Regions from separate parts of the Mus musculus genome. Here regions 1, 2, 3, 4 and 5 are each linked to region 6. The links are chromatin loops, found by intact Hi-C in ENCODE. Cell type or tissue: heart. All regions are shown on one strand.

What was found. A loop is a pair of places that touch in the nucleus more often than their neighbours do. Peaks named below come from ENCODE experiments on the same cell type or tissue, not always from the same donor. Only the 100,000 strongest peaks of a DNase experiment are listed, where the experiment ranks them.
Region 1: a loop joins it to region 6, with 4 times the contacts of the local background. A loop is called at or near these places in 9 of 42 quality-filtered maps.
Region 2: it touches region 6 in a loop (2.7-fold over the local background); 7 of 42 quality-filtered maps call a loop at or near these places.
Region 3: a loop joins it to region 6, with 14 times the contacts of the local background. A loop is called at or near these places in 9 of 42 quality-filtered maps.
Region 4: it touches region 6 in a loop (4-fold over the local background); 4 of 42 quality-filtered maps call a loop at or near these places.
Region 5: a loop joins it to region 6, with 2.5 times the contacts of the local background. A loop is called at or near these places in 6 of 42 quality-filtered maps.

Annotation. Positions count from the first base shown.
Region 1 is chr6:87,823,501-87,828,500 of GRCm38, reverse strand. Isy1 (ISY1 splicing factor homolog) reads left to right here. Exons shown (of 11, transcript NM_133934.4): 6 at 805-917; 7 at 3,013-3,130. Among named protein-coding and RNA genes, the nearest start is that of Isy1, 13 kb to the left of the region's middle. In heart, a CTCF peak has its summit at 2,256 (motif pointing right); no DNase peak of the experiment used is centred here.
Region 2 is chr6:87,809,081-87,814,080 of GRCm38, reverse strand. It overlaps Rab43 (RAB43, member RAS oncogene family), which reads left to right and starts at 2,302. Exons shown (of 3, transcript NM_001039394.1): 1 at 2,302-2,734. The coding sequence starts at 2,537. In heart, a CTCF peak has its summit at 2,239; DNase peaks (open chromatin) are centred at 2,200, 3,160, 3,610 and 4,160; H3K4me3 peaks cover 2,653 bases; H3K27ac peaks cover 1,913 bases.
Region 3 is chr6:87,996,057-88,001,056 of GRCm38, reverse strand. Rab7 (RAB7, member RAS oncogene family) reads left to right here. Exons shown (of 6, transcript NM_009005.3): 6 at 527-1,951. The coding sequence ends at 622. Among named protein-coding and RNA genes, the nearest start is that of Gm34872, 6.5 kb to the left of the region's middle. In heart, a CTCF peak has its summit at 2,991 (motif pointing right); a DNase peak (open chromatin) is centred at 2,996.
Region 4 is chr6:87,884,824-87,889,823 of GRCm38, reverse strand. Copg1 (coatomer protein complex, subunit gamma 1) reads right to left here and starts at 1,884. Exons shown (of 24, transcript NM_017477.2): 1 at 1,752-1,884; 2 at 701-753; 3 at 87-167. The coding sequence starts at 1,788. In heart, no CTCF peak of the experiment used is centred here; a DNase peak (open chromatin) is centred at 1,983; H3K4me3 peaks cover 1,747 bases; H3K27ac peaks cover 1,359 bases.
Region 5 is chr6:87,836,504-87,841,503 of GRCm38, reverse strand. Isy1 (ISY1 splicing factor homolog) reads left to right here and starts at 2,745. Exons shown (of 11, transcript NM_133934.4): 1 at 2,745-2,860. The coding sequence starts at 2,858. In heart, a CTCF peak has its summit at 2,651; a DNase peak (open chromatin) is centred at 2,613; H3K4me3 peaks cover 2,272 bases; H3K27ac peaks cover 1,548 bases.
Region 6 is chr6:87,761,327-87,766,326 of GRCm38, reverse strand. It overlaps a transcript of Efcc1 not described here and the pseudogene Gm5879. Among named protein-coding and RNA genes, the nearest start is that of Gm34414, 13 kb to the right of the region's middle. In heart, a CTCF peak has its summit at 2,277 (motif pointing left); no DNase peak of the experiment used is centred here; H3K27ac peaks cover 1,411 bases.

The DNA of each region.
Region 1 (5,000 bases), 62 kb before region 6:
CCCACCTGCCTCTGTCTCCCAAGTGCTGGTGTGTGTCACCATCACTTAGTGAGGATGAAGTTTTTTTTTTTTAAAGATTTATTTATTACATAAGTACACTGTAGATGTCTTCAGACACACCAGAAGAGGGTGTCAGATCTCATTACAGATGGTTGTGAGCCACCATGTGGCTGCTGAGAATTGAACTCAGGACTTTCAGAAGAGTAGTCAATGCTGTTAACCACTGAGCCATCTCTCCAGCCCAGAGGATGAAGGTTTTTTTTTTTTCTTTCAAGACAGGGTTTCTCTGTATAGCCCTGGCTGTCCTGGAACTCACTTTGTAGACCAGGCTGGCCTCAAACTCAGAAACCCACCTACCTCTGCCTCCCGAGTGCTGGGATTAAAGGCGTGCGCCACCATGCCCGGCTGAGGATGAAGTTTTTAAAAAGACTTTTAACCCCACATTATTGGGAATCTTTGTTTATAGTACTTGGTCTTCCTTTATTTGGGTGTTAGTGACTTTCCTTAATCAATTTATTATTTATTTACTTTTGAGATGGAGTCTCACTGTGTATCCCTGGCTAGGCTAGTACTCACTCACTGAGGTTTGCCTGCTTCTGCCTCCTGGGTGCTGGTGTTAAAGGCATGCACCACCACACCAGGCCTTTTCTTCTGAACTTCAATGAGTAGTTTTATGCAGTGTACCTTTGGGGTTGAAGCCTTTCTTTCTAAAGCTGTAACACTGAGTACATGATTGGAAGTACTGACATTCATTATTGGGCATGGCATCTTGAAGAAATGATATTAACATTTTTTGTTTTCTAGCTGGCTTAGGGGAATTCCGAATTCGGGACCTGAATGACGAAATTAACAAGCTGCTGAGGGAGAAAGGACACTGGGAGGTCCGCATCAAGGAGCTGGGCGGTCCTGATTATGGAGTAAGTAGCTAGAGCTCCAGGGGCACCTGGGACAAGCTGATGACTTGTCTAAGCATTGTCTGTGTGCATTGTCTGTAAGTTCAGTCCATCCTGTCCAGAGGGGCCAAGGGTGGCAGGGCAGAGAAGCAGTGAAAAGGATGGTGGTACCATCCTGAAATCCCGCATGGCACAGGCCTTGGCCTGGCTCCCCAGAGACATTCCTGTCTGCTGTCTTCCCTCCTGTAGTATCATGATTATAGTAAGACACATGCTCCCACACTTTGTTTGTTTGTTTTGAGACAAGGTCTTCCTATTATGTAGAGACTCCTGACTCTCCTGGAACTCATTATGTAGACCAGGCTGGCCTTGTGTGTGTGTGTGAGTGAGTGTGTATGTGTGTGTGTGTGTGTGTGTGTGTGTGTGTGTGTGTGTGTGAGAGAGAGAGAGAGAGAGAACGAGAACACAAACATGAGTGTTGGTGCCAATGGAGGTGGGAGGGGGAGTCTGATCTCCCAGGAGTTGGAGTTACAGGCAGTTGTTATATTTGAGCAGAATACCTGTGAGCCTCCTGATGTGGATGTTGGGGATTGAAGGCAGATCCCCTGCAAGAACAGGATGTGTTTCTACAGTCTAAACCATTTCCTAGTCCCAGCACACACACTTTATGCTGCTATGTGATGCACACCAAGTGTGCTGGGAAAACTCTGTAATGTACTTTGGCATTTTCCATTCTATCTTATTTTTTATATTTATTATTATTTTTGTTTGTTTACCTTTTTTTCTTTTTAAATATACAGTAGGAACATTTATTTAAACACTTCTAAAAAGGTATTATCCATGCTTGTTTATCTTTTGAGACAGGGTATCATGTAGTTCAGGTTGGCCTTGAAGTAGCTAAGGCTAATCTTGCATGTCTGCCTCCTTCGTGCTAGGGTTTCAGGCATATACCACCATGCCTGGTTTTATGTGGTACTGAGGATTGACCCCAGAGCCTTGTGTCAGTTAGATGTAGGTGCATCCCAAGGCCCCTTGATATATTTTTATTTTGTCTGTTGGTGGTGGTTTTTTTTTTTTTTTTTTCTTTCTCTCAGACCAAGTCTCACTCTGTAGCTCAGGCCTGCCTAATACTATATGCTCTAACCTAGCCTTGATCTCAAGTGCTGAGATTCTAGGCATGCACCCCACACCCAGTTATATTCGGGTCTAAGGAAGCACAATACAGCATTAGCATCCTCAGCCCTATTTTTTTTTTTCTTTTGGTTTTTAATTTTTCCTTTTTTCTTTTTCTTCCTAAAGATTTATTTATTTTATTTATATGAGTACTATGTAGCTGTCTTCAGACATACCAGAAGAGGGCATCTGATTCCATTACAAATGATTGTAAGCCAAAAAGCCACCATGTGATTGCTGGGAATTGAACTCAGGACTTTTGGAAGAGCAGTCAGTGCTCTTTTTTCTTTCTTTCTTTTTTTTAATATTTATTTACTTTTTGTATAGCAGTACACCATAGTTGTCTTCAGACACACCAGAAGAGGGCATCAGATCTCATTACTGATGGTTGTGAGCCACCATGTGGTTGCTGGAAATTGAACTCAGGACCTGTGGAAGAGCAGTCAGTGCTCTTAACCATTGAGTCATCTCTCTAGCCTGGTTTTTAATTTTTCTTAATGATATTTATTTACTTATTCATTTATTTATATGTGTGCATGTACACAAAGAATGCACATTTAGTGGTCAGAGGACAACTTGTAGAAGTTTTTTTTTTAATTCTACCATGTGGGTCCTGGGGAATTGAACTCAGGTCATCAGGCCTCCTTCCGTAGCCCTTCAGTGCTGAAATTAAAGGTGTATGCCACCATTTCGGGCCAGCATTTTTCATTTTTTTAAGCTTACTTTTTTGTGGTGCTGGGAATCGAGCCAGGGCTACTTGCATGCTAGACAAACACTACTGAGCCACATCTCTCTAGGGTCACTTTTAAGGGTTTTGAAAACAGTGCACAAATGTTCTTCTATATAGAGTGTTTTTCATGTGTGACCTTATTATCTCAAATTGTATTGTGAACAAAAGAGCAGGCTTGTGTGTCAGATCTATTCTTCCTCTTTCTTTCCCAACAAGAAAGTTGGCCCCAAGATGCTGGATCATGAAGGTAAAGAAGTCCCAGGAAATCGAGGTTACAAGTACTTTGGGGCAGCAAAAGATTTGCCTGGTGTCAGAGAGCTATTTGAGAAAGAACGTAAGTAGTTCATGTGTTTGAGAGTGCGTTGGCCTTTAATTGTTGCTACTGAGTGAGAGAAGTATGCTGTATGCTATCTGGTAGGAATTATTGCTCCCAGATTTTAAAAAATAGTTTAAAATTTGTATTCCTAAGTTTATTCTATATTTTTGTAGCATGGTCTCATGTACCCCCAGGCTTTGAATGCCTCATCTTCTTATATCCACCTGTTAGGAATATAGACATCTATCCTTTTTGTTAAAAAACAAAAAACAAAAAACAAAAAAACCATTGTTCACGCTGGCCTAAGACTTGCCAACTAACTTCTGTCTCAGCCTTCATAGTTCTAGGATTACAGACCTGTATCATCGTGTCTCATTTTTGTGATTGTTGTTCTTGTTCTTGTTTTTTGTTTTGTTTTCATCTATCGTTCATTTTTTTAATTGTAATTGACATTATTAGTGTGTCATCAGACCTCTGCTGAGTACCATTACCCACTGAGCCATCTCATCGTTGAATTTTATACAAAGTTTTCTGCCTTGTTAAGATTTGAGTCCATGAGCTTGCACTTGCTAGACAAGCACTCTGCCACCGACTTCCATCCTCAGCCCTTAGCTGGGTTTTTCCTTCAGTGGTAGGCTTTGTTGTTGTTGACGACACAGAGCCTTTCCGTTTTACCCCAGGCATGTCTTAAACTCGTGAGCTCAAAGGTCTGAGTGATATCCTGCCTCAGTCTCCTATGCGACCAGGCCTGGCTCAAGAGTGGTGCGCATGAGTCACCCGTCTCAGTAGAGTTAAGGAGAGGTTTGGGTCCCCTTGCTGCCCCACTGCTGGACTCTGTAGAGGTGACTGGGACCCATTGTTATCTTCAGGCTCCCTTGTAGGCCCCTTCCTTGTAGGCTTAGTTGTTCCACATTAGGTAAAGTATTAATCAATCCCAGTTGACTGAAAGTGTTTCTTCTTCTATTTCACATGAGTGCATTTTAAACCTATTCCTTACGGTCAGGAGGATGGCAGTGCTTTTGCTCTGGCCAGTGTGATGAGCACCCCTTCACAGGACATGACCTAAAGTGGCAGATAAAGTTGCCATTATCAGATGTGGGCAGTGACTGGAGGTCTGCCAAAACATGGCTGTCCCATACTGTTGTGACACCCCTTGATGCATGGAAAGGCTCCTCCCCAGTGGTTGTGAGGAGTTCAAGTGCATCCCAGGGGCAGTGATGGGGAGCACCTGCTGAGCCTGTGCAGGGAGGCCCTGGGCTAGGGCCTCAGCACCAGAAGGAAAGCGGGAAGGGTCATTGTATGGATTAGCCATTTTTCAAGCCGTGTTCTGTTGGTGGGCCAGCCTTTGTTTCTATAATTCTTATAATTAGAAGATTTTTGTGATTTCAAAAAATGATGTTTATGTGTCTGTATGTAACTGCAGGCACATGTGTGCTCCCATGTGCATGTAGGGGACAGCACTTGGGAGTTGGCTCTCTCCTGCTGTATTTGAGGCAGAGGCTCTCTTGTTTAAACCTCTATGCTGTGTACTTTAGGCTGGCCCGCCCTCCAGTTTCCTAGCAATTCTCCTGTTTCTGTTTCCCGTCTTGACACAGGAGTCTGGATTCACAGATATGTGCTGCCTACTGCATCTGGCTCCTTTACACGGTTTTAGGAGTTGAAGTTGAGTCATCGGGTTTGCATAGCAAACACTTTTTGCTGCTGAGCCATCTCCTGTTTTGTTTTGAGCCATTCTTCCTGTTTTGTTTTGAGACAGGGTCTTACTGTGCAGCCCGAGCCAGCCTGGAGTTTGTATGGTAGCCCAGGCTGGCCTCCCTTGTCCTGGAATCAGGGATGTTTGCTATCATTACCTGCTTATTTCTGTAATTCATAAAGTTGATAATTTAAT
Region 2 (5,000 bases), 48 kb before region 6:
TTTAAAGATAAGGTCTCATTTGAGCTTGGAGCTTGCCGTTTTGGCTAGGTTGGCTGGCCAGTGTGCCTCCAGGATCCATCTGTGTCTGCTCTGCCTATGGTTATAGGCGTGCACCTCAGTACCTGACATAGTACAACTGCTGGAACTCTGAACTTGGGCTCTTACACCTTCACAGTGAGCATTTTATCTGCTGAGCCATCTCCTCAGCTCTCATTTTAATGGCTTTAGTACATTTGCTGAGTTATGCAGCCCTCACCATGGGTACAATGTTTTTCGTTTTCTGAGACAATGTCTTCTGTACATCCCTGACCAGCCTGCTACTGTATAGACCAAGCTGTCCTTGAACTCAAGGCAACCCTCCTGCCTCAGTGTCCCAATTGCTGGGATTACAGGTTCACACTACTACACCTGGTTACACAGTCTAATTTTTAAAATGTCTTAGTGGTGGATTGGCTTTTGCTGACAGAACCCACATCTAGACCAAAATACCTTCTTTCCTGCACCAATTCCAGCCCAGGGCAGAGCAGAGGCCAGCGAGCCATGACTAACTACCCTTCTGCTTTCCCGAGTCTCTCAGCCTTTGCACTCCCCTTTCCCTTGGTGTGAGCTAGGCCTGTCTGAGGGGTATTTCCCACCCCACAGCCAACTTCAGGAAGGAAACCACTATGGTTCAGTGCACGTCTTGGGATGGAGGCAGTTTCTTGAGGCTGCAGTTCTCCACTACCATGAGTGTGCAAAGCATGGCTCTTGGAATTCCTTTGCACAGCACTTTAGGGGGTCCTGGCTGCAACTGCTGGGCATTTCTCACAGCCATGGAGTTCCAACTGTTTCAGAACAAACTCTTCTGTTTTCTCCAAGGTTCAGCCTTTGCCTTTCATCTACTTGGCCAGTGAGGCTGCTCACAGGGCCTGTGGAGATGGTGCCTGGGGGCTTGCTTTCTCTGCTTTCCTTAAGTTTCCTCTTCCCTTCCTTACTGGGGAAGTTTTGGATTTTGTCTTGGATTTTGCCTTTCGTTCATGGATGGATCTCAAGGCCCTAGAACAATGTTTGGCTTGCAACAGCCATTATTAAAAAACTATCGAATCAAATAGCCATGCAGGGCCTAAGGGGGCTGTCCAAAGAAGCTAGAGTATTCTCAGCTTTCTCTCATTTTTAGGGATGGGGCCTATTTGATCTAGTTCAAACTGTTTACAGACATCTGGGTCCCATTTCTGTGACTTCAGGTTTCTCAGGCCAAACTTCTGAGCTGGCTGACTCACAGGTTTCCCTTGTGCAGGAGGTGTTTGGCTGGGACCAGGACTCCTGTTCCCAGCCACCCCAGGTTTGACTGGACTCCTGTCTGCTCTATCAATTCTTCCAAATGGAACTCTAGGCCATTCTGCCCTCAAGGATTTTCATTTCCTCTGTCTTCCTTTTTCACCTAAGGGAAGCTGCCTTTACTGTGTGTCACCAGAACTTTCCATTCTCCGAAGAGGGAACATTGAGTTGTGTTCTGCCTCATCAGCCCTTCATTGTCAGCCATAGCTGTCCCCTGCCCCGAAACGACTCTTGCCTGTTCCCCACTGGGTGCAGGCCAGGCGAGGGACGGAGGCATGTCAGTGAGGGGTGGACGTGGGGCCCGGCTGAGAAGGGCATGAGGTTAGGGAATGATGAACTGGCGATTATAACGAGTTGTTGACCTAATAGGGGCCAAAGCCTGCTATGGGGGCGCAGCGGACCGAAGCGGAGTTGAAGAGGCGCGGAGAGCTGAGTTGAGAGGCGTTAGGGAGGAGTTAGCTCCAGGGCTACGAAAAGGTGCGGGTGGATTTCCGTCTTGGATGCAGTGCCTAAGGCGAGGTCCAAGCCAAGAGGCTCCGGAGGATTAGGGCGGGGTAAGAGATGTTAAGGGCGGGGTCAGGACCAAATAGAGGATCAAGGCGTTGTTGACAGCGAATCCGCACCGGGCTTAAGTCCGGGTTAGTGAAGTGCTGAGAAGTGAGAAAGAACGGTGCTGAGGGCGGGATTGGGGTGGTGTTGAGAGAAGGGTCGGAGGCTTTGGCCGTGGTGGGGTGCGGGCGGTGCTCGGAGAAGGATCGGGGAGGTGAGAAGCTTAGAGGGAGTGCTGGGGGGTCGGGACTGTACTGACAGGCTAGGAGGTGTTGGTTATGGGAGGGGGAGACTGGGCGGTCCTGGGGGCGGGACCCAGAGGCGGAGTGGCGGGAGATGGGCGGTGCTGGGGATCAGGGAGGCTCGCCCCGCCCTGAAGGCGGCGCACGAGCGGGCCTGAGGTAGCCGTGGGCCGGCACGGCACCGACGGCTGGCAGAGAGCTGCGGAGGGCCGGGCGGTGCGCTCCCGGGCGGAGCCGAGTCCTCGGGGCTCCGGAGCGGAGCGGGGCGGGGCGGAGCGGGACGGTCGATCGGTCCGCCGTGCAGCTCGTTCAGGTGCCGCCGCCGCTCCACGTAGCCCGGCGGCGGGCCGGCTAGGGCACACGGACCTCGGCCCGCGGCTGTCCTTAGCCCAAGCCGGGCCCTTGCGTCCCAGGACTCCCGCGGAGCCATGGCGGGCCCTGGCCCGGGAGATCAGGACGAACACTACGATTTCCTGTTCAAGCTGGTGTTAGTGGGCGACGCGAGCGTGGGCAAGACGTGCGTGGTGCAGCGCTTCAAGACCGGCGCCTTCTCGGCGCGTCAGGGCAGCACCATCGGTGTCGACTTCACCATGAAGACGCTGGAGATCCAGGGCAAGCGGGTCAAGGTGGGAGGCGGCGCGGCCCGCTGCTTTGCTCCCGGCGGGCGGTTCGCGGCCAGTCCTTCGGCTTCCCCTTCTTTCAGAACGGGCTTGGGCCTTGATGTCCGTGCTGGGTTCAGGTCCGAAAGCACCACCTTGGGCTCTGGGAGTGGTGACAGTGGGCGGCCAGAGCGTGGAGGAGGAAGCCTGCACCCCACTCCCGCCCCCCCGTCTCTCAGCCTGGGGACTCCTTCGAAACAACTTGCGGTGGAAGGCAACCTGCGGGCCGTTCCGTGAGCGCCACGCATGCCGGGACAGACCCTTCCCTGCGCGGCCCTCTGGGGAGCACTCAGCCAAATAACGACATCCCCGTGACCGGGAGGGACCAGGAAGTAGTGGCTGCTAGGACCGGAGGTCCAAAAGTTTTTGTCAGAATTTCCTCCCTGGCCACGCCTCCCCGCGGTCTCTTTTATGGACCCGGTGGTGGAACTCCACTCCACCAGGGCCAGCGCGGAGTTGGGGTGGGGGTGGGGGGCCTCCCCGACTAAGGGTTGATAGAAACCGAAAACTTCATCACAGATACCGGAAGGTGGGGGAGAGAAGCAAACTTTGGCAATGACCCCAGCAGAAACAGCAGGATGTGGTTGTCACAATGTCCTGGCAATGATTTGATAAATAATATTTGTGATGAATGAAATCAAGTTTCTTAACCTAGGTGTCTGTCCTCCCTAAAAAAAAAAAAAAGGTAGCATCCTGGACAGGACACAGCGCTGTTCTTGTGCACAGAGGCTCTTAGTAACTTTCCTGATTTCCACCCTGCAGAAATCCTTTGCCGTTTTTCACGGTTTCTGGTTCACAAGGATCTTCAAGACAGCTTTAAAGAGAACTGGGTGGGGGCAGTCTTGTGTTTTCAGACGTGAAGCCCGAGGATGGGAGTCTTTTGACCCTGTTGCTGGTGTGGCTCGCTGCTCATTTGGGTGGCTGTAGGCCTGTTCTCTGTTGCCCTTGGCTGGAATACTTTGTTCTTTGTTTCTATAAAGTTGGGATAATTTCTGGGTGTTGCCTCTCTCCTGTCCCATAGTGTAGAAAAAAAAAAAAAAAGCAAGTCAACAATCATTGTTTTTATGACCACTGTGCCTCTAGAGATTTGCTTGCAACGTTTTAAACGGTCTTTTGGGTGTCTTTTGGGTTTCAGTGTATTTTGGTTTCCTTGAGGTGGAAAAGGGCCAAGAGCAGGCAGGCAGGTTTAGCTGTTCTGGACCATTCCTTTGGAGCAGGTGGCCAGGGAAGGGCTGCCATGGGTGGAGTATGTCTGTGGTCAAGTTGGTGCCTTCCGATAATGCCAGTAGTCAGCATTCAAAGCGCAGTATGAAAACAGAAACATAAAGACGATGAGTCCCCTTTGAAAAGCTGTTGGCCTGTGCCCAGCATCCCTGTGCTGGATCCCTGTGCTGACTGGCCAGGGACGGGGCAGTATTCCTGTTTACCTGTGAAGATAACCTGTCACCTAGTGCAGCCCTGGATGGACTGTGCACTTGAGCTTAGGTTATGCAATACACTATGGTGCAGCTAGTTAGTTCCCTTCCTGATGGTCACTGCAGCTTTTCCTCCCAGGAGGCAGCCTCGAGGGCCTGGGAGCAGCAGAGCTGCATCTGTGTGGTGATACCTCAAAGCTCTGTTGCTTGTCCTTTCTATAAGCGGTTGTGAGTCAGCTGTTTAATGGTGTGTTCTACAGGCTGGAGGCCATTGTTACTGGTAATTATTCTTTTTGTGGTGTTGAGGGTTGAACTTCGGGCTCTTTGCATAAGCTCCACAAGGAACCCTGTCTCCCACCTGATCTGGGCTTTGGAAGGGTCTGAGGAACCTTAAAGACAGGCCAGCTGCTGTTCTAGCTCTGCTGAGGTTGGAAGTTCCCAGGAGTTGGGAAGGCAAAGAAGGTAGAGGCTCTGCTTCCCCATCGGTCAGAGCAAAACCATCATAATTACTCGGTTCTGTGTTCCAGTTGTCAAGAGCAGAACTATCTTATGTACTTCTGGGTTTCAGTTGTCAGGGAAAAACTATCTTACTCACTTCTGTGTTTCAATCTTACTTGTTTGTATAGAGAGTTCTGCTATAGTGGAAAGCTGAGAATAACAAATTTAGTCAAGTTCTTTTTTTCTATAGTTACTTCCCATTACAACTACTGTGCTATATTCTACTTGAAGAGATGGGCCTGTATACCTCCTCAGCCCTATTTTCTAACCTGTATAGCTCCCTTCTTTAAATAGTCCAGGATTGGATGGCCTTTGCATCT
Region 3 (5,000 bases), 230 kb before region 6:
GCTAGTGTGAATAAAATGAAAATAACACTGTTAGGAACCTTTTTCCCCTTCTTGGGTACAGTGCTGTGGTTGGGCCCTAGCGCTTGGTGTGTAGGCACTCAGTCACTCCTCAGGCGAAGACCCCAGTGACTCAAGTCCATGCAACGTGGGGGTGACGGCATCACGGTAGCTCTGCCCCTTCAGCTGCTATGTGGAAACAAAGGCTGGGAAGAACCAGCTCCCGGCCAGCAGCCCAGAAGATTGAGTGGGAGCAAGGCGAGCATCCCGAGACCATGGAGCCTTGAGCAGAGCCCTAGCCGACAGTTAAGAACTGGCAGTGACGTGAACCCTATGACAGAATGACAGAAATCCAGAACCTTAGCTGTGTGTGGTCCGCAGTGGTCAGAACTTGAGTTGGCACACTTCTGGCTGTGGCTGCTGCTGACACTCCTCACAAATTCTGCCACCCTTTCATATGGGTACACAGTCAGGATCTGTCCCTGTGACTCCAGTCATCAACCTCCCTCCCTCTCTCTCTCCTATCCAGGAAACAGAAGTGGAACTGTACAATGAATTCCCTGAACCCATCAAACTGGACAAGAATGACCGGGCCAAGGCCTCCGCAGAAAGCTGCAGTTGTTGAAGGGGCAGTGAGCACAGAGTCCTTCACAGACCAAGAACACACACGTAGGCCTTCAATATGCGTCCCTCCTCCTCCAAACAGACCAGAACGTGAGCTCTCACATCCAGCTGCCAAAAGAAACTCCACCGAACAGTTACCCAACACACACACATACACAAAACACACTCGTGCACACAAAAACACATACACACAACACACACACAGCAAGCAAACTCCAGCCTGTGCCTGTCAGGGCTCCTGGGGCAGCTGCCCGCCTCGTGGGCCCTGTGTATGGCAGGCATATGGCAGAGACCCTGGGTGCTCTGGGGTGCAGTGGGCATGGAAAGCTTACTCTTTTTGTCCACTGGAGAGTGAGAGAACTGTTCACAGTTCATCTGTGTCTAATTATCTGATTTTTTTTTTAACGGTCTTGTGGTCTTTTACCCCTCCCTCCTTGAAGGTCCTGTGGGAAGGCTGGTGCCCAGGCTCCGTTCTGAGCAGGCTGTTTTGTATGTATCTGTTAATGCTTGTTACTTTTAACTAATCAGATCTTTTTACAGTATCCATTTATTATGTAATGCTTCTTAGAAAAGAATCTTATAGTACATGTTAATATATGCAACCAATTAAAATGTATAAATTAGTGTAAGGAATTCCTGGATTGTGTGTTTAAGTCCTCTAACGCAGGCGTGCAAGGTGGAGGGTTGAACCCTGTCTGGATTACAGAGTGTTAGAGACTCAAGTTTGGAAGTCCAGCTAGCGGCAGTATTCTGTACAGTAGACACAAGAATTATGTACGCCTTTTATCACAGACTTAAGAGCCAAAAAGCTTTTCATCTCTCTGAAGGGAAAACTGAACTAGACAGTTCCCTTCTGTGTCTAAATTTTCCAAAAGGTTGATTTGCTTAATATAGTAGTGTATACAATGGATAAATTGCTGTTACTTCAAGAATTAAAATTCTCATTTTCTCCCTTTCTGTTTTTTTTCCTTATATTCAACACTTTATGATGCCCTTTTGTCACTATCCTACTCAAAGAGGAAAGGAGAACCCACCAGACCTGTCCCAGTGACTCTACCTTTGTTCTAGAAGGCGCTCCTTTCAGGGTTGTGGTACCTGTAGGTTAGCAGACCCTCCTCCTTTCCCACCCACCCAAGTGTGGCCCAGCACTAACCCACCGTCTCTTGGGTTGAGCCCTGGCAGTTCTGTCCCTTCCCGAGGTCCTGCCCTGCATCATGGCTTGCTTCCTGGAGCACTTCCCCTTCAGAGGTCTACATTCTAGGGTGTAGGCTGAGTTCTTCTGTAAAGAGACGAACGTGATGCCAATAAAATTTAACAAGAACAAAGAACAGCTGCTGTCTGTCTTTTTCTCTCAAAGATCAAGCTATGTGGGGACATTCTGTATGTTCATGGGACTCTTGGTGCTCAGAGGCAAGGGGGTGATCCCTAGACTACCTACCCTAGTGTGGATCTTTTTCTTAGCCACTGGAAACAAAACCGTGGCCTTTACTCTGGTTATTTTGCTGTTTTCCTTTCTCCCTATCACAAGCCAGATTGATTTGGGCTGTTGAAGACATTTTGAGACAAAATATGGTTGGGTGTGAAGTAGGAAGGCCCTCTCCAGAGCCAGCTCATTGTGCTCAAGCAGCCCATGACAACTTAATGTACACACAAAAAGCATTTTTCTCTAAGACTGAACTGGCAGATTGCAATGAGCAGGAAACTCACTGAGTTCTGGCTGCACCCTAAGTACCTGGCCCCCTCATTTTGCCCAGATGAATCGTACCTACTGAGTCGTGCATTGGGAAGTTTCTAAACTCCAGTTCATCCATGGTCACGAAGGTTCAAACTGACATGGTATCTGTCTCTACCAATGTCTAGACTATACTTTGGCTAGGCCTAGGTGACTAAAAGTCTGTAATACCCTGTGATGTCTTGAGACTGCTGTGGATGCTCTGTGGATGTAAGTGGGTCTGGGTTTCTGCAAGGAAAACATACCAGGGGATCCTGGGGCCATGCCTCCTGACAAAAGGAAAAGGAGACAGTTGAGTTCCTGAAGATCTAATTCTGCCCGGTGTTTGAGGCACAGCTGATCTTAACCTTTCTTGGAATAGATTGCTCTGGGTCAGATTGGCAGCCTCTCTTTCCCAATCTGTCAGCAGAGAGCAGCTAGTGAGGTCTATATCTTACCCATGGCTCAGACCCTATTATGTCCCATTGTTCTCCTTTAATAGACCACACAAGCTCTGGAAAAACCAGAACCAGAAGCCCCATTTGCCTATGTGATGGGTGCTCTGCTCCAGCCTCACATGACCTCACAGCCACAGCTGGCTAAAGAACCTAATGCAGAGAGAGGTGGTGGATAGGCGCCAGCTCATTACCTATTGATACACTAGGGGGCGCCCAAGAGCCAGTATTGATCTGCTTGTTCTGGACCCAAACATCTACCAATGCAGTCACTTGCAGACATATACACCCCCTCCCCCCAAACCTGAGTAGAACCTGGCTGTCCTGGAACTCACTCTGTAGACCAGGCTGGCCTTGAACTCCTGATCTGCCTGCCTCTGCCTCCCAAGTGTTGGGATTAAAGGCATGCGCCACCACTCCCAGCTGGGAAAAATTTTTGACATACTTAGGGAACATAGGAATTCGCCTCTTACGCTTCTTCCAGTAAGAAGCCAGTCTGACCTCTCAAGCCATAAAGCCTGCGCACAGCTGTGCGGTTTGTTAACCAGTGTCCCCTTCTTAGGGACCAAGAGATGTCAGGTGGTAAGGAGAATCTGGGAGAGCCTTTGCTGATTACCCATCTAAAGGACAAAAGATACACTGGAATGTCCTCCAAATCCTGTCTCCCTCTGCAGAACATTCTTAAAACATGGGCATGAACGCACGTTCGTGTGGAATCTGGCACTAAACCATTCGTAGACGACCTGCTTCTGGGTCAGGGTTTCGTACGTAGCAGAGCCGCTCCCTCGCTGTGATCTATTGAAAGTCAGCCCTCGGGGCTGGTGAGATGGCTCAGCGGTTAAGAGCACTGACTGCTCTTCTGAAGGTCCTGAGTTCAAATCCCAGCAACCACATGGTGGTTCACAACCATCCATAACGAAATCTGACACCCTCTTCTGGAGTGTCTGAAGACAGCTATAGTGTACTTACACATAATAAATAAATAAATCTTTAAAAAAAAAAAAAAAAAAAGAAAGTCAGCCCTCGACACAAGGGTTTGTAAGAATAAAGACTATGAAAAAATTTAAAAAATAAAAAAAATTAAAAAATAAAAATAAAAAAATAAAAACATGGGCATGGCTACCTTCTCTAGCTTCCAGAATATTTGCCGCATATGTCCTTTTAAATGCTCTGTGGCCTTAATGAATTCCTTCTTATGAGACCTAACATTCAAGAACAACTCCGAAGTAAACCCCAGCAAGCCGATCCCCTTTTGCCACTAGCTGTTATTGGCACCTGGAAAACCATGTGCGTTGAAGGCTCCTTTCTCTTTTCCCCACCGACTATTTATTGCAAGTGCTGAGGATAGGAACCAGGCCTCATGTGTGTTTAGGCAAGCCTTCCCCCACAGGGCCTCACAGCCAACATGGTGTCTGCTGCAAGGCCAACAGATGCGCACCCCCGACGTGGGGGAGGCCTGGATTAGAGGAAGGAATGTGTGTGGAGAGGACACTTCATGCACACACAGTCTAGCTACGGCTAACCCTGTTCCTGCCACCACAGCCCCTGTGTCAGCGTTCACACAGGAACATTCATACCTCTTGAGAGCTACAAGGAAGGCCAAGATGGCAGACATCGTTGGCATCAGCCGTGATGAGTCCCTCCTTGGAGACAATGCTTTCCATCCTAGTTCACCCAGCAGCTTCTCAATTCCAGACAGCCTACCTTGAACTCAGAGCAATGTTGGCATCCCTTTCTCAGGTCAAAAGAAGACAACTCCAACTTTTGCCTGCAGACTTGGCACAGGAAGCCACAACCAGACTTCCCCCAGGTTGTCCACTTAGCTATTACTCACAGCCCAGCTGAAGTGCCCAAGAGCCAGGACTGACGGAAGGCAGCTCTATCTGGCAGATTCACAGATTCCTAGTGGGGAATCTACCCTCTTCACACCTTCTTCCTTGGGAAGACTATCTGTTCCTTGCTGGGTTTCTTGAGGTGCAGTTCGCAGTCTTTTAGGAATGACGGATTTTCAAGGGAGCAATCTCCTTCCTGCAGGAAAGGTCAGCACACACACCCTCAGAGCCTCTACTCTCCCTTCTGATGGAGGTGGGAGATGGGGTCTCACCATGGGAGTTGTAGTCAGTGGGTCCCCTAGATCAGAAGGGACCCTCAGAGTACTGGGTGGGTCACAGCCACCTTTGAGTTCCTTGCCGAGATTTTTCCATTGGACATAT
Region 4 (5,000 bases), 120 kb before region 6:
TCCAATCACAGAGCTGTCAAAAGCGTAAGGGTACATCTCCATTTACACAACCTCCCCTGTATTCCCTGCCAAGTTCATCTTGTTACCTGGTTTATGAGATAAAGGATCTTGGTGAGGATGTGAGCACATTTCCGGGGATTGATGGGAGTTTCGTTAAAGACCCGAGCCTGTGAAGAAGCAACCATTACCTCTAGCCTAGTACACTTTTCTACCACAGCTGCCCCTCAGTTCATGAAGGGCCTAGAGAACCATAGGGTACGTATTAACTCAGTCCACATAAATGTATTCTCAAGTGGGAAGAGTTTATTTATTTATTTAAGATTTTATTTAAGTATACGAGTACACTGTCGCTGTCTTAGACACACCAGAAGAGGACATCAGATCCTATTACAGATGGTTGTGAGCCACCATGTGGTTGCTGGGAATTGAACTCAGGACCTCTGGAAGAATAAGCAGCCAGTGCTCTTAACCGCTGAGCCATCTGTCCAGCTCCCAAGAGTTTATTTTTCTTAATTTATCTACTAACCATACCAGAAGTCTTCCCTTGGGCTGCCCTAATACTAGCCACACTAGCAAATACAATGAATAAAGTCCCATCTTCCTGGACCCAGGCTTTATAAACCAGCACTCCATGTATGTTAGTATCTGACAGCAGGGCTGGCAGGTATTCCTGACCAGACACAGGCATGGTGGCACTTGCCTCTTGGAGTACGGCACTCTTCTCCAGGTGCTGGAGGGGGTTGGAGCCTCCACCTGCAGTGCACAGAGAAGACTGATTACGGTTGTGATCTTGAATGAACTGCTTTTCTCCTTTTTCCTGTGCTGACACAGACTCTCATGTATCGCATGCTAGCCTTTAACTCAAAATGTAGCAGAGGTCGGCTCTTGTGCATCTGATCTTCCCGCCTCGGCCTCCTGGTTTACATGGTACTGTGGATCATACACAGGGCTTCACCCAAGCTAAGCAAGCACTCTATCAACTGAGTTACAGCCCCGAACTGTGACCCTAAACCTGCCAAACACGAGGAAGAGAGAAGGAAGTCTCTATCATCTACCAGAGGCCGTCAAGGCTCTCTCACAGTCACCTAAGCATTCTTTCTGAGCATTTTAGGGTTCAATAATTGGCACTGATCTATGCAACCAGAACTTAAATGAATCTATGTGTCGGAGACAACCAACACTAACTAACCTGTGACTGAGTTTCCCTGACAGCAGATATTACATTAAAAAATTATGCATGCGATTATCTGGTTACTGTCTGGGCTCTCCATCCTAACATTCCTATTGCAGGCATCTAGTATCGAACTTGCTTTAGCTACTGTAATATTATGATCAGTGAGGTGCCTGATGTTCAGTAATTGTAGTTTATTGAATGAATGAAACGGTCAGGGTTATTAACTGTAGGACTGGTTACACCCAGATAGGCAAAGAATTATCGCAGCAAATACCAAGAGGTCGGGTGAAATGCAAGGTAACATCCAGCCTGGGAACCTCCTCTGACAAGATGGGGAAACTGAGGCCCAGAGAGGAGTGTTACCCGCACAAGGTCACGCAGAAATCCTGGCCAGAGCTGGAGAGGGCAAACAGCACGTTTCCTCCGAGAACAGATATAGATGGACCTGCGCACAAGCCCCTGCCCCTCTTGGGCCTCGGATCTGGCTCTGACAGAGGCCCGGAAGAAGGAAGCCAAGGAAGGTCCCATGAACCCCTACGAGGATCTGACCTCCCCAGGTCTTTCAAGGGGCCCTCACCAGACTCCTCGTCCTTCTTGTCGAATTTCTTCAACATGGTGTCAGCGGTAGCTCCACGCAGCAGGAAGATGCTCAGAGTAGCGGTGAGAACAGCTTCTCCCTGCGGCTTCCGTACTCCCGCCCGCCACGTCGCCCTGAGCACTGCACTATGGACTGCGCCTGCGCACTCTGTTGTCTGCGCCTGCGCACAACTGCGCCCACCTTTTTCATTGCCTGTCCGGAGATTGCCAAAACCTAGGTGGAAGAGGGCGGAAGGGGAGGGGTGAGACCCAGGAAAGTGGGCGTGGCTAGACACTGGAGGCGGAGCCTAGACCTGCGGTTGCGGGTGCTCCGCTTCTGCGCCCCCTTGTGGTCCTGTGGCTGCTGTGTTTGCAGTTACCCCTGGCTGAATTTAAAGGGCATTCTGATGGGAGGGTTGCATGCAGCACGCTGACCCCATACATGTTCCCTGCTACTCTTTATTGTCATTTTCCGGAAGTAAGTCTCACTAATAGGTTATTTTTCCGCCACCGGTAAAATGAGCCAATTCAAGTCAGGTTAGAATATTTTAAGGGCAAATTTATTGGGAAGCTGCTCTCAAACAAGTTCACTGGCCCCAAGGATTGAGGCCAGAGGAGTCACCATGACAGAGATGGTGGTGAGAGGGAAAAGGGCATCTGTTGCTAGCCAAGGAACCGATTCCATCCGAGTCTAGCTTTGTAAGGCAATGAATAGAGTTATGTACATTTGTGCTTTAACATTGAGATATAACTGGACATAGCGAGTAATTTCAACACTCATGAGGCAGAGAAAGGAGGATGAGAAGTTCAAGGCCATCCCCCTGCACCAGACCTACATGACTTCCACCTCAAAAAATAGAGCCAATGAGATGGCTCAGCCGCTAAGTTAAGGTGCTTGCTGCCAAGTCTGAGGGCCAGGTTCAGTTGTGAAAATTATTAAATGAGTCTTTTCTACCAAATACTATAAAACTTGTGGTTTGACAAGGAATTCAAATATTGTTGCTGACAAATTGGCCCACAGAGAAGATGAGTATTAGGCAAGGGGAGAGGGTGAGGCAAGCCAAGCCAGATAGTTAGGGGAATTTAGCAGCTCTGACTTGATAGCAATCAGGCCATTTCTGTAACTCTGACTTACTTATTAGAGATCAGGCCATTTCTGTTGCTCTGACTGACTAGCAACCAAGAGCGTCTTTATTTACACAAGTTTCACAGAACAAAGACAAGCTAATGATTATCCAGTAGTACAAAATATGTCTGACTTATCATTACATAACCAGGGTTAAAAGCTCAGTTACAAATAGAAAATATAAACAACAGATTTTATTCTTATTATCTGCCCTATAACACCAATTTAAAGAATCTAAAGACTGTCTCCTCCAAAACAAACACACTTACTATGTGGCAGGCTGCTTGTAGGCTGGCAGTGTTTGCAGTTTTAAAGCACTCCAGACAAACAGGAAATATCTGAATTGGTCTTTTTATGAGCTGCAAAGATGACTATCTAACTTCATTATATGTTTTATCATGTAAAACATGATTAAACATGATAAACATAGTAGAAAATGTTTATTTTAGTCAATATAAATTGTTTACTGAGTTTATTCCTCCAGGGGTATGCCCTGTATGACTCCCTGTCTTTAAACTCCATTTTCAGAGAGCTTTAAGCCTATAATAAAAAAGAGACATTGAATCTGTAATCTATTTTGGACAGAGTTCATCAATTGTCTGTTTGCCCTCCATCAGTTATCCTTCGTGAGTTTGCTCAGGGGCCGATACCCCAAGCCGATTCCTGGAGTAATGGCCTCATGGAGCTATGTGCTTATCTGTGGTTAATGATCTCCAGGGCATAAGGAAGACTTCCAAATAAAGTTAATTTTAGGATTTTTCTTAAAGACTCAGACATAATTCATAATTTTCCCCAGGAAAAGACATAAACTGAATCATAACACATACAGTCCCCAAGAATGCAACATGCAGGGAACAAAACCAAAAGTTAGAGTTAGAAGAGCATCGATTGCAGCAGTTGGCTCGCTCGGCTTTGCTGGAACTGTGTGAGGTAGCCAGTGAGCATGGCTGTACCACCTAGCAATGCTTCATAGTACTTTTTTCTCTTTTTTCCAAGACAGGGTTTCTCTGTGTAGCCCTGGCTATCCTAGAACTCACTCTGTAGACCTCAAACTCAGAAATCCACCTGCCTCTGCCTCTGCCTCTGCCTCTGCCTCTGCCTCTGCCTCTGCCTCTGCCTCTGCCTCTGCCTCTGCCTCTGCCTCTGCCTCTGCCTCTGCCTCTGCCTCTGCCTCTGCCTCTGCCTCTGCCTCTGCCTCTGCCTCTGCCTCCCAAGTGCTGGGACTAAAGGTGTGCGCCACCACTTCCTGGCTCGTATTACTTAATATTATAGACTATACAGATGAAACCAGAGAGTTGGCTGCTGATTCCATTCTTATAAAAACAGCCATTTGGTGCATTAGTCAGGGTTTTAGGTTTTTAAAATGTATTTTTGCCCTGAAGTGAGTGTTAATTTGATGGGAACTCTGCTTTTAAAAAATCACTACTTAAAGCCGAGCATGGTGGTAGATGCCTTTAATTCCAGCACTTGGAAGGCAGAGGCAGGCAGATCTCTGTGAGTTCAAGGCCAGCCTGGTCTACACAGTGAGTTCTAGATCAACCAGGGCTACACAGAGAAACCCTGTCTCAAACAAAAACAAAAGTTCTAATAAAGTTTACTCTTGATAAAGAAATTTTTTAAGATTTATTTATTTGTTTGTTTGTTTATTATATATGAGTATATTGTTGCTCTCTTCAGACACACCAGAAGAGGGCATCAGATCCCAGATGGTTGTGAGCCATCATGTGGTTACTGGGAATTGAACTCAGAACCCCTGGAAGAGCAGCCGGTACTCTTAACTGCTGAGCCATGTCTACAGCTCAAAAAAGAAGTTTTAAGGAAGGAAATAGAAGACTATCTGTCTTCTTTCCTTGAGAGCATTTGGTGTCATCTTGAAGAATCATTGCTTAAGCCAAGATCATTTTCATCTCTGTTCTCTTCAGAGAGTCAGACTTTTGATTCTTATATCTAGTACTTTCATCCATTTTGATTAGTTTTTTTTTTAACATCTTTTGTGGCTAAGTAGGCCATAATACTAATTTTTTCAAAGATTTATTTTATTTTTTAATGTATGTGAGTACACTTTTGCTCTCTTGAGACACACCAGAAGAGGGCACCGGATCCCATTACAGATGGTTGTGAGCC
Region 5 (5,000 bases), 75 kb before region 6:
TTTCAACCAACTCAGTCTACTACATTTTTCTATCCTGGCATAGATGACAAAACAAGGCTTTTCTAATGAAGTGATTGAATTGACAAATAGATCGTGTTGTCTCATTGAGGATTCTTAAATGTTTTACTTTTTTAAAAATTCTGTGCATATGGGTGTGAATGTGGAGGTCAGAGAACAGTTTGTAGGAGGCGTTTCTCTTACGTGTAAATTCCAACATCAAACTAAGGTCATCAGACTTGCTAGTAAACACTCCCCTCATTTGAACTGTGAGCTGGGTGTAGTGGAATACACCTGTAGTTGCAACATTGGGAGGTTGAAACAGTATTAACATAGAGTTCCACATCAGCCTAAGATGGATAACAAGACCTTAAAAAAAAAAAAAAAACCCAAAACCTAAAAGCTTTGTGGGTTTTTATCCAAGGTGTGGCTGCACACCTGTAATGCCAACACCCGGCAATCAGGAAGATCAGAGTTTAAGGCACCATTTTCAGCTACAAGGCAAGTTCCAAGCCAGCCTGGGCTACTTGAGATCCTGGATGAAAATAAGTCTTAGAAGTCGGGTATCAAGACACATGTCTTTAGCTTGAGGCTAACCTGAGCTACACAGGCCAGCAGAACAACCTAGTGACACCCCCCCCATGTCTTAATGTGAAGAATGACCATTGTTTGGAATAAAATATTTTAAGACAATGGCCAAAACCATTCAAATTCAAAAATTCCTCTCCTTAAATTTAGAGAGAATTGGCCTGGGCCTGGCAGTGGGCTCTCGACTGCTCATGATACTGCCAGTTCTCAGCCTAAGCTGGTGGTTCCTGATTAGGGTCATCTCTCAGAATAAGGAAGGGGGTGGGAAATGGAGAGGGCTGGGGTTTGTTTTTAATGTGCTAGGCATTTAACCTAGTGTTCTTTCATTTCATGGGAAGTAGAGGAATGCTCATCTCTGACTTCATTTCCATTGGCTCCCCCTCCCCCCAGCCAGAAAAGGTCAGAACTCCACAAATCTCTGAATGTGAAATATCAGTGCTTTAGCAATGCAGAAATTAAGAGTTAAGGCAAAAATTCTTGGGGCTCCTGACCCAAAGCACCACCGACAATCATTTGGTTACATCCCCACAACCTATTTGGAAGAAGTGGGGGACACAGAATCTAGTTGGGTGACCGGCTGCCCACTTACATATATGTTCTAAAGTATCTGTCAGAACCTGTTTGATCCTGAACTACTAGTTCACGCCTCTGCTGAGATCTTGGAAAGCCGATATAGTGAGCTGACCATGGCTGAGATGTACAGCCAAAAACGTCTGCCAAATGCATACCAAAACAAATATTCTGGTTCCTGTCACCTACATCTGACTGCAAATGTCACTGGTTTTTAGCTCAATAAATGCCGTATACCTGAGCTTTGATGCAGTGTGCTTTGGGACAAGAGCCTGCCCACTAGTTGCCAACTAATAAGGGACTCTAATTTGGTCTTATATGCACGGTGGTAACATTCTTGCATGGACTATGACAGGGTACTCTCCTTAGTGTTGACTCAGTGGGAGAGCCCACCACCATTTCCAGAATCCATCTCTGCTAAGTGACTCACGTAGTCTCTAACTTCCCACTTGCTCCAGGTAGCTTTTTCTTCTCTGGACCTTACTCCGTATTTCATTTTCTTCTCATTACGTTTTTGTTTTTCGAGTCGTTTCGTGTGGCTATCCTGGAACTTAACTTTGTAGACTAGCTTCAAACTTCAAAGATATGCCTGCCTTCTGAGTCTTGGGATCCAAGCTGCCTTTTTCTTTAGTTTTTGAGGCAAGTTCTCACTATGCACCCCCGGCTCGCCTGGATTTCCTCTCTATGAAGACCAGGGTGTCCACCAGTTCACAGAAACTGGCCTCTTTTGCCATCAAAATGCTGGGATTGAAGGCATTAGCCAACAAGCCTGGCCTTATCTCTGTATTTTATTTTAATTAATTAATTAATTTGTTTTTTCGAGACAGGGTTTCTCTGTGTAGCCCTGGCTGTCCTGGAACTCACTTTGTAGACCAGGCTGGCCTCGAACTCAGAAATCCGCCTGCCACTGCCTCCTGAGTGCTAGGATTAAAGGCGTTCGCCACCACCGCATCTCTGTATTTTAAAAGATGTGGTCTCTGCCTTCTGGGAATGTGTGGAGAGAGAGCTGATTCCTTGGCTTAAATGTTTCTTTCACGATCACATCTGTCAGTTTCATGGAAACAGCCACCTTTAATAAAGAATAATGATAATTATACACGTTTCTTAAAAGGAGGACGATCATAGTCTCAGTCACTGTTCAGCTCCAGGTAAATGGCAGGCAGCGGTGAAGAAGCCTCCCAGGAAGACAGGTTCGCCCCAATGGCTATGGTTTGCCCCAGTGCCTGCGCCTGGCGGGTCCAGGCAGGTGACAGAACTCCACGCAGGGTCCCTAGGGGCTATGAACACTCAGTGCATTCAGAGAGGTGCAGTCATTTTCAAAAAGGTCATCTGCTGTCATAGAAGACTCAGGAAGGGCAGAGGCAGGCGAATCTTTGACCGCAGTTACCAGCAGAACGAAACCAAACGACAAATGACGCACACATTCCTGCCGCGCAAGCGTAGTCTTGCTGACTTAGGCGCGGGATGACGCACTGGACACGCGTCGGCGGGAAGCCGCCTACCGAAGCTCCACTGCAATTCTCTCCCCTCCCTCGTCCTCCCTCCCTCGCTTCCGGTCCTTAATTTCCGGTCCTTTCCATTTAGTCTTCCGACAAAAAGACCAGACTGTCCGCTGTTTTCCGTTCCCGCGTCTGCCTGCCTTGTTCCGGGCGCCTGAGCACGTTGCGTTGCAGAGCGGCGCCAGGGCGCCCTCGCCGGCACCATGGTGAGTGCGTTGGGGAAGGGATGGGGCTCACGGGGGACCCGAGGTCTGGGCCAGTGTGCGGCCTCGGGCTCCCTGGCCTATGCCGGGATTCTTTTCCCACCTGGCGTAGCTGTAAGAAATGGCAAGAAAACTGAGTTTGGGAGCTGTATTGCGTCTTGGTGGTTCAGTCTGGGTGAAGCACATTATGCGTAGAGACTGAACGGCCCGGGCGTTCTCAGGTTCCACGGATAGGACCTTTTAAAGGGCAGGGTCTCCACGCCTTTGCTTGCCTGAAACCGAGGACAGAATCTGACATTCTCTAGACGTGTGTGACATAACCGTGAGTGAATGAATAGGATGGGCTGATCTGTTGAGAGGTTGTGATTCTCGGTTTCATTCACTCAAGAAGCGTTTAATATGGAAGTATGAGATCAGACACAGTGTTGGTTCAAAGAGGCGCAGTTACTGTAGTAATTTCAAAGTAAAGTGTCCGTGGACCTCGAGAGATGGCCCAGTGATCAAAAACCACTTCACTTTGGTTCCCAGCACCCACATGGTTGCTTACAATCATCCAAAACTCTAGTTTTAGGGGATCCAACACCCACTTGTTAAGTGACACTAGACACTCATGTGGTGCACTTACATGCATACATGCAAAGCACTCATACACATACAAAAAATATTAAAAAATTAAAGGTAAAAATCCCCTTAAAAGTATACGGAGTGGCTTTCATACTTCTGAGATTTATTGATGTCTTTGAAATCTGTATAGTCTTATCTACAAAACCAGCCCATTTTGGTAGATATTTATCTATATGCATATACCAAATTATGTTTAAGGATCAGGTGTAAGTATATGCATAACCACGTGCAAAATATGGACACATTCAAATATATAGGCCTTCTTGTCAGTCTGTGCTTTATAATACTAAGTAGAAAAAAAACATTAATACACTTTGGGCGGGGTGGTATTTACACATACATAGGGGCAAACAGATACATACTCCTGTTAAATAAAACAGATGCATAAACATTTAAGGAAGCCATGGAATGCTTACAGAGGATGTTTTGGACACTACAGACTGTTGAGAACAGAAACCTAAAAAGGAGAGGAAACAGTGGTCTTGAACAGCTACTTCTGAAGGAGGGTGTGTCCTGTATTGATGTCATGTTCATATATCCACCTTCCACTGGCCAGGTTCCTTTCAGAGTTGATTGGAAGGGGCAATCTGAAGGGCAAGTTAAATTAAACTCATCTTGCTGACTCTCTAGACTGTGTGTCTGTTTCTGCTTGACTTCATGCGTTTATCTGAGTAAGTCATCATAACGTTGCAAGATAAAAGCTACAATATGTGCTGTGAAGGGAAACTTAGATTTTGGTGAGACCACGTCTCAGTGATGGTGAGAGGAAGAGCTAGGAGCAAAATCTCTAGTTCCAAATTCAGCAGGTGCGCTTTCTGTGTAGTTCACAATCCAACTGAAAAAAACTGTTCTCTTCCTGATCCTGTGTAACATTTAGGGACCATTGACTTAACACTGCTGCGGCAGCACTTAAATGAACATCACTTTGCAAAAGCCAGTCTTGATGCTCTCCTCTGATAGCCACTGGCAGCAGACAGACAACTAGGCTGTTTTCTGGTTAGAGTGGTGTATGGTGGTGCATACGTTATCGTATCAGGAGTGAGAGAGGGGTCAGAGAGGTTAATAGATATGATCACAGTACATTCTGCACATGTGTATGATTTTAAAAAATAAAAACCAGCCTGGTGATGGCAGCGGCACATGCCTTTAATCCCAAAGATCGGGAGCCAGAGGTGGCCAATCTTTAACTTCAAAGACAGTCTAGTCTACAGAGCAAGTCTCAGGACAGCCAGGGCTACACAGAATATGCTGTCTCAAAAAGCCAGAAACCAACCAATGGTAGGTTTAGATTTTTTACAACCTATTTTTAATGAGGGTTCTTAAATGTTTTAATGTCCCTTCTAGTCCATCATCCATCAGAGGCAGTGGAAAGGAAAGATTAACAGAGCAGAGGAGGATGTGTACCTGTTGAGAAATAGTTCTTTGGAGCAAATCTAATTTTCATTGTCAGGATATCAGCATTTTAGTTTACACAGATCAGCAGTATTAGCTAGATCCATTCACAAATACCATCATGAGT
Region 6 (5,000 bases):
TCTTGTATTTTTTGTTCATGTATTTGGTTTATTACATTTATTTCTTATATATGTTAATAAAATAAAATAAAGTTACCTTTATAAGAAAAGCAAGCGCTCTATCTGTGGTGTGTGGCGGCGAGATGTCTCACAGGAAATTCTCAGCTCCCAGGCATGGGTCCTTGGGCTTCCTGCCTCGCAAGCGCAGCAGCAGGCATCGTGGGAAAGTGAAGAGCTTCCCTAAGGATGACGCTTCCAAGCCCGTTCACCTCACAGCCTTTCTGGGTTACAAGGCTGGCATGACCCACATCGTCCGGGAAGTTGACAGGCCAGGATCTAAGGTGAACAAGAAAGAAGTCGTGGAGGCTGTGACCATTGTGGAAACTCCCCCAATGGTGGTTGTGGGCATTGTGGGATATGTTGAGACCCCACGAGGCCTCCGGACCTTCAAGACTGTATTTGCTGAGCACATCAACGATGAGTGTAAAAGGCGCTTCTATAAGAACTGGCACAAGTCTAAGAAGAAGGCTTTCACCAAGTACTGTAAGAAATGGCAGGATGACACAGGCAAGAAGCAGCTGGAGAAGGACTTCAACAGCATGAAGAAGTACTGCCAGGTCATCCGCATCATTGCCCACACTCAGATGCATCTGCTTCCTCTACGCCAGAAGAAGGCACACTTGATGGAGATCCAGGTGAATGGAGGCACTGTGGCTGAGAAGCTCGACTGGGCCCGAGAGAGGCTGGAGCAGCAGGTTCCTGTGAACCAGGTGTTTGGGCAGGATGAGATGATTGATGTCATTGGCGTGACAAAAGGCAAAGGGTACAAAGGGGTAACCAGTCGTTGGCATACAAAGAAACTGCCCCGAAAGACCCATCGAGGTTTGCGCAAAGTTGCCTGTATTGGAGCCTGGCACCCTGCCCGTGTCGCCTTTTCTGTGGCTCGAACTGGGCAGAAAGGCTACCATCACCGAACAGAGATTAACAAGAAGATTTACAAGATTGGTCAAGGCTACCTCATCAAGGATGGCAAACTGATCAAGAACAATGCATCTACTGACTATGACTTGTCTGACAAGAGCATCAACCCACTGGGTAGCTTTGTCCATTATGGTGAGGTGACCAATGACTTCATCATGCTCAAAGGCTGTGTGGTGGGGACCAAGAAGCGAGTACTTACTCTGCGTAAGTCCTTGCTTGTTCAGACCAAACGTCGGGCCCTGGAGAAGATTGACCTGAAGTTCATTGACACCACCTCCAAATTTGGCCATGGTTGCTTCCAGACCATGGAGGAGAAGAAAGCATTTATGGGACCACTCAAGAAAGATCGCATTGCCAAGGAGGAAGGAGCTTGATTCCAGGACCACTTTGTGCAGATGGTGGGGTCTCACCAATAAAATATTTCTACTAACAAAAAAAAAAAAAAAAAAAAAAAAAAAAAAAAAAAGAAAAAAAAAAGAAAAGCAAGCAAGCAAGCTGGGGTGGGTGATCTCAGCATTTGGGAGGCAGAGCCAGGCAGATCTCTGTGAGTTGGAGGTGGGTGATCTCAGCCTGACCAGCACTGGGAGACCCAATCTCCAAACGAACCTTTCACTTCTCTGCTTTCTCAGGGATGTGATGTTTGCGCACCTCCTGAGTCTCACAAGCCTCGGTCTCCGAGGGAATGTGTTCAGTTCAGAGAAAACTAGGCATATCTATAATCACAGAACTCAGGAAGTTGAGACAGGAGGGTTGGGAATTGAAGACCCTCTGAATTACATAGCAAGACCCACCTTGTGATGGTTTGTATATGCTTGGCCCAGGAAATGGCACTATTTGGAGGTGTGGCTTTGTTGGAGTAGGTGTGGCCTTGTTGGAGTATGTGTGTCTGTCACTGTGGATATGGGCTCTTCGCTGCCTGGAAGTCAGTATTATGCTAGCAGCCTTCAGATGAAGATGTAGAACTCTCATCTCCTGCACCATGCCTGCCTGGATACTGCCATGTTCCTGCCTTGATAATGGACTGAACCTCTGAACCTGTAAGCCAGCCCAATTAAATGTCCTTAAAGGAGTTGCCTTGGTCATGGTGTCTATTCACAGCAGTAAAACCCTGATTAAGACACACCTCCAAAAAAACAAAAATAGTAAAATATATAAATTTACAAATGTATACATGTATAAGTTTAAAAATAGAGCAGACTCTAAGGGACTGTCCTAAGGCCCTCTTGGGTTGAACTTGAACTCCTACTTCAGGCTGGGAGAGCTGGTCACCTTGCTCTCTGTACTTTCATCCAGTGAGTGAGTTCTCCACCTAGTGGCGACAATGTAGAATTACTTCCTCTTAGTTGAGTGTCAGGAGAGAAAAGCAATTTAAGGTCAATGGAATATTTTTGCCAGAAGGTGAAAGAAGGACATTGGTTAGAATTTCCCAGAAAACATTTTTAACAAGTTACAAACACTTAGTACAATTCCAAAATTGCAGAGAAGCACTTCTAGAAAGAGTCAGAATGGGCAAACAGGACGTCTGTTCTCACACTGTTGTGTGTTTCCCTGACCTGCTGTGGAATCACCGCTTTCCCTGCCCTGTTCCTCAATTCAGTATCCAATACATCACTCTCACCCTTCTATCCAAGGGCCCCTACACTGGCTTTTCAAGCTCTGGGTATTATTATTATTATTATCATCATCATCTTTGAGTTATGTTTTCTAAGTGGCAGAGCACTGGGTATGCATGGGGTGGGCCTCTGGAGCTTCAGAGCTCACAGGCCTCCCTTGTCTATTATCTTCCAGCCTTGCTGCTGCCTGACCCCTGCATCTGAGCCTTATCTCAGCTCAGCCTCTGGCCTGGGTGTATTGTATCTGATGTGGACTGGAAGCATCAGGCCTGAGCAGGAACGCTCTTCTCCCAATACCTTTTTGCTTATGAGTGCCCTTCAGCTGGCTTCCTGCTTTTAACTTGTTTAGGGATCACTGGCCAGGCCTCCTACCCCACCGTGTATGTTAACGAAGCATGGGTTTACCATGGGAACGTGTTTGTTATTTACTCATGCAGCGTAATACACCACCCTGCAAACACAGCGGCTTCTCCAAAACATTCATTTGTTTTTATTGGTGGTTTTTGTAGGTCAGAAACGCTCGTCTTTGCTGGAGAAAGTTCTAGACATTGCAGGCAGGATCTCAGAAGGGCTGCAGTTGTCACTGTTATGAGATATAATGCGGCGGGGAGGGAGTACCTGACGGGCCCATGCCCAAGTGCCTCCCTGAGGAATTATGCCATGCAACAGATCTGGTATAAGGGGGTTTATTTAGGTAAAGGGAGGGGAGTGAGGGTCTGAAGAAGGGGTAGAAGCAGATGAATAGACAAAGTAGATGGGCAGGCAGACAGGAGCAGAGCCATGAGGGCAGAGAAGAGGAGGGGACACAGAGGAGGACAAGAAACAGGAAAGACTGGCGGGAATATGTGGGAGCAGAGAGAGCAAGCTGGAGTGGCGGGCAGTCCTTTTATATGCAGCCCACACCTGAATGAAGCACCTGGTGGTGGCTGGTGACCCTGGGAAGAGCCTAGGGGAATTGCCCGTGAGCTACTAATGGTCCCTGGAAGTTTTAACTGGGGCTGGTGGCATCACTTCAGAGATGCACTCCTGAGCTGATGGCTGGATGACTCAAGGCTGTCTGGACAGGGCTGACTGGGTGTGCTTAGCACACATGGTCCAGGAGAGCAAGGACCAGCAAGCCCTGTGGCTGAGTCTGTGTTCCCACCGCCAACTCCTGCCACACTCTGCTTGCCAGGTGTGGCTCATACTTGACAGCCTCGCTCACCTTCGACGAAGGAGTTAGGTATTTCCTTCTGGAGGAAGAGTAGATAGGTTAAAAAGTGGTTCCCCCCCCCCTCTTGATGTTAGGATAGAACTTAGGACTTCACTTCTCAAGAACTCTTCAATCAAATAATTACGAGGCCTTTATTAAGAAGACAGAAGTTTCCAGATGGGGTCCCAGCACTGAGGGGGAAGTGGACACAGAGTCCTACCCCAAGCAAGAAGCTATCTTCAACCAACTCCTGATTTTCCCCAGTGGAATCTCATGGGATATTAATCACACTTCAGGGGAGGCCCCATGCACAGCAGTAGATGGCCAGAACAGAACAAACTCAACTAACTTCTTGCAGACTTTTTGTGTCCGATTGCTTCATTTGGGCACTTTGTTGTTGTTGTTTTTTTTTTTTCTAGCACGTTTTGGTTTCAATTTTTGTGGGGTTTGTATGTGTATAATTCTTGATTTTTTTTTTAAAGAGAAAGAAAGGCTGTGGAGTTGGATGGGTAGGAAGGATCTTGACTTGAGGGAGGAGAAAAGCTTGATCAGAATATACTGTATACACGATTCTCAGAGAAATCCTAGATTTTCACATTGAAAAAGAATTTTAAAATACTTAGTAGAACTTCGGCTGATAAAATTAGTTTATATAGGGGTACTATAAACGAAAGGATGCAGTGGGTTTAAGCCAATATATTAACATATTACATGTGAAAAAGATTAGTAATAAATTCTTCTATCTCCTTTTCTAAGATGTTTGGTATGAATTGCAAGCTTTGTTTTGCATGCGGAAAAATAGAAAATACTGGTTTTAACTTTCCTGAATGTGAAGTTCATCTGTAGCAGCTTGCTTATACAGGTAACGCTATTTGGTGGTGTTATTGTTGATTTTGTGTTTTAGACTTTTTACATTCATTTTTTGTTTGTTTTTCGAGACAGGGTTTCTCTGTGTAACCCTGGCTGTCTTGGAACTCACTCTGTAGACCAGGCTGGCCTCGAACTCAGAAATCCGCCTGCCTCTGCCTCCCAAGTGCTGGGATTAAAGGTGTGCGCCACCATGCCCGCACGACTTTTTACATTCTTTGTCTGGTATTATTTATTGGGCCAATATGGAAATATAAATGTGCAAATACTGTAGTTTAATTTCACCTGCTTTGAAGCTTTAGTCGTTTGCTGACTACACAGAGATGTCTACCTACACACTTACCATGCCTCAGGCCTGGTATGCTCTC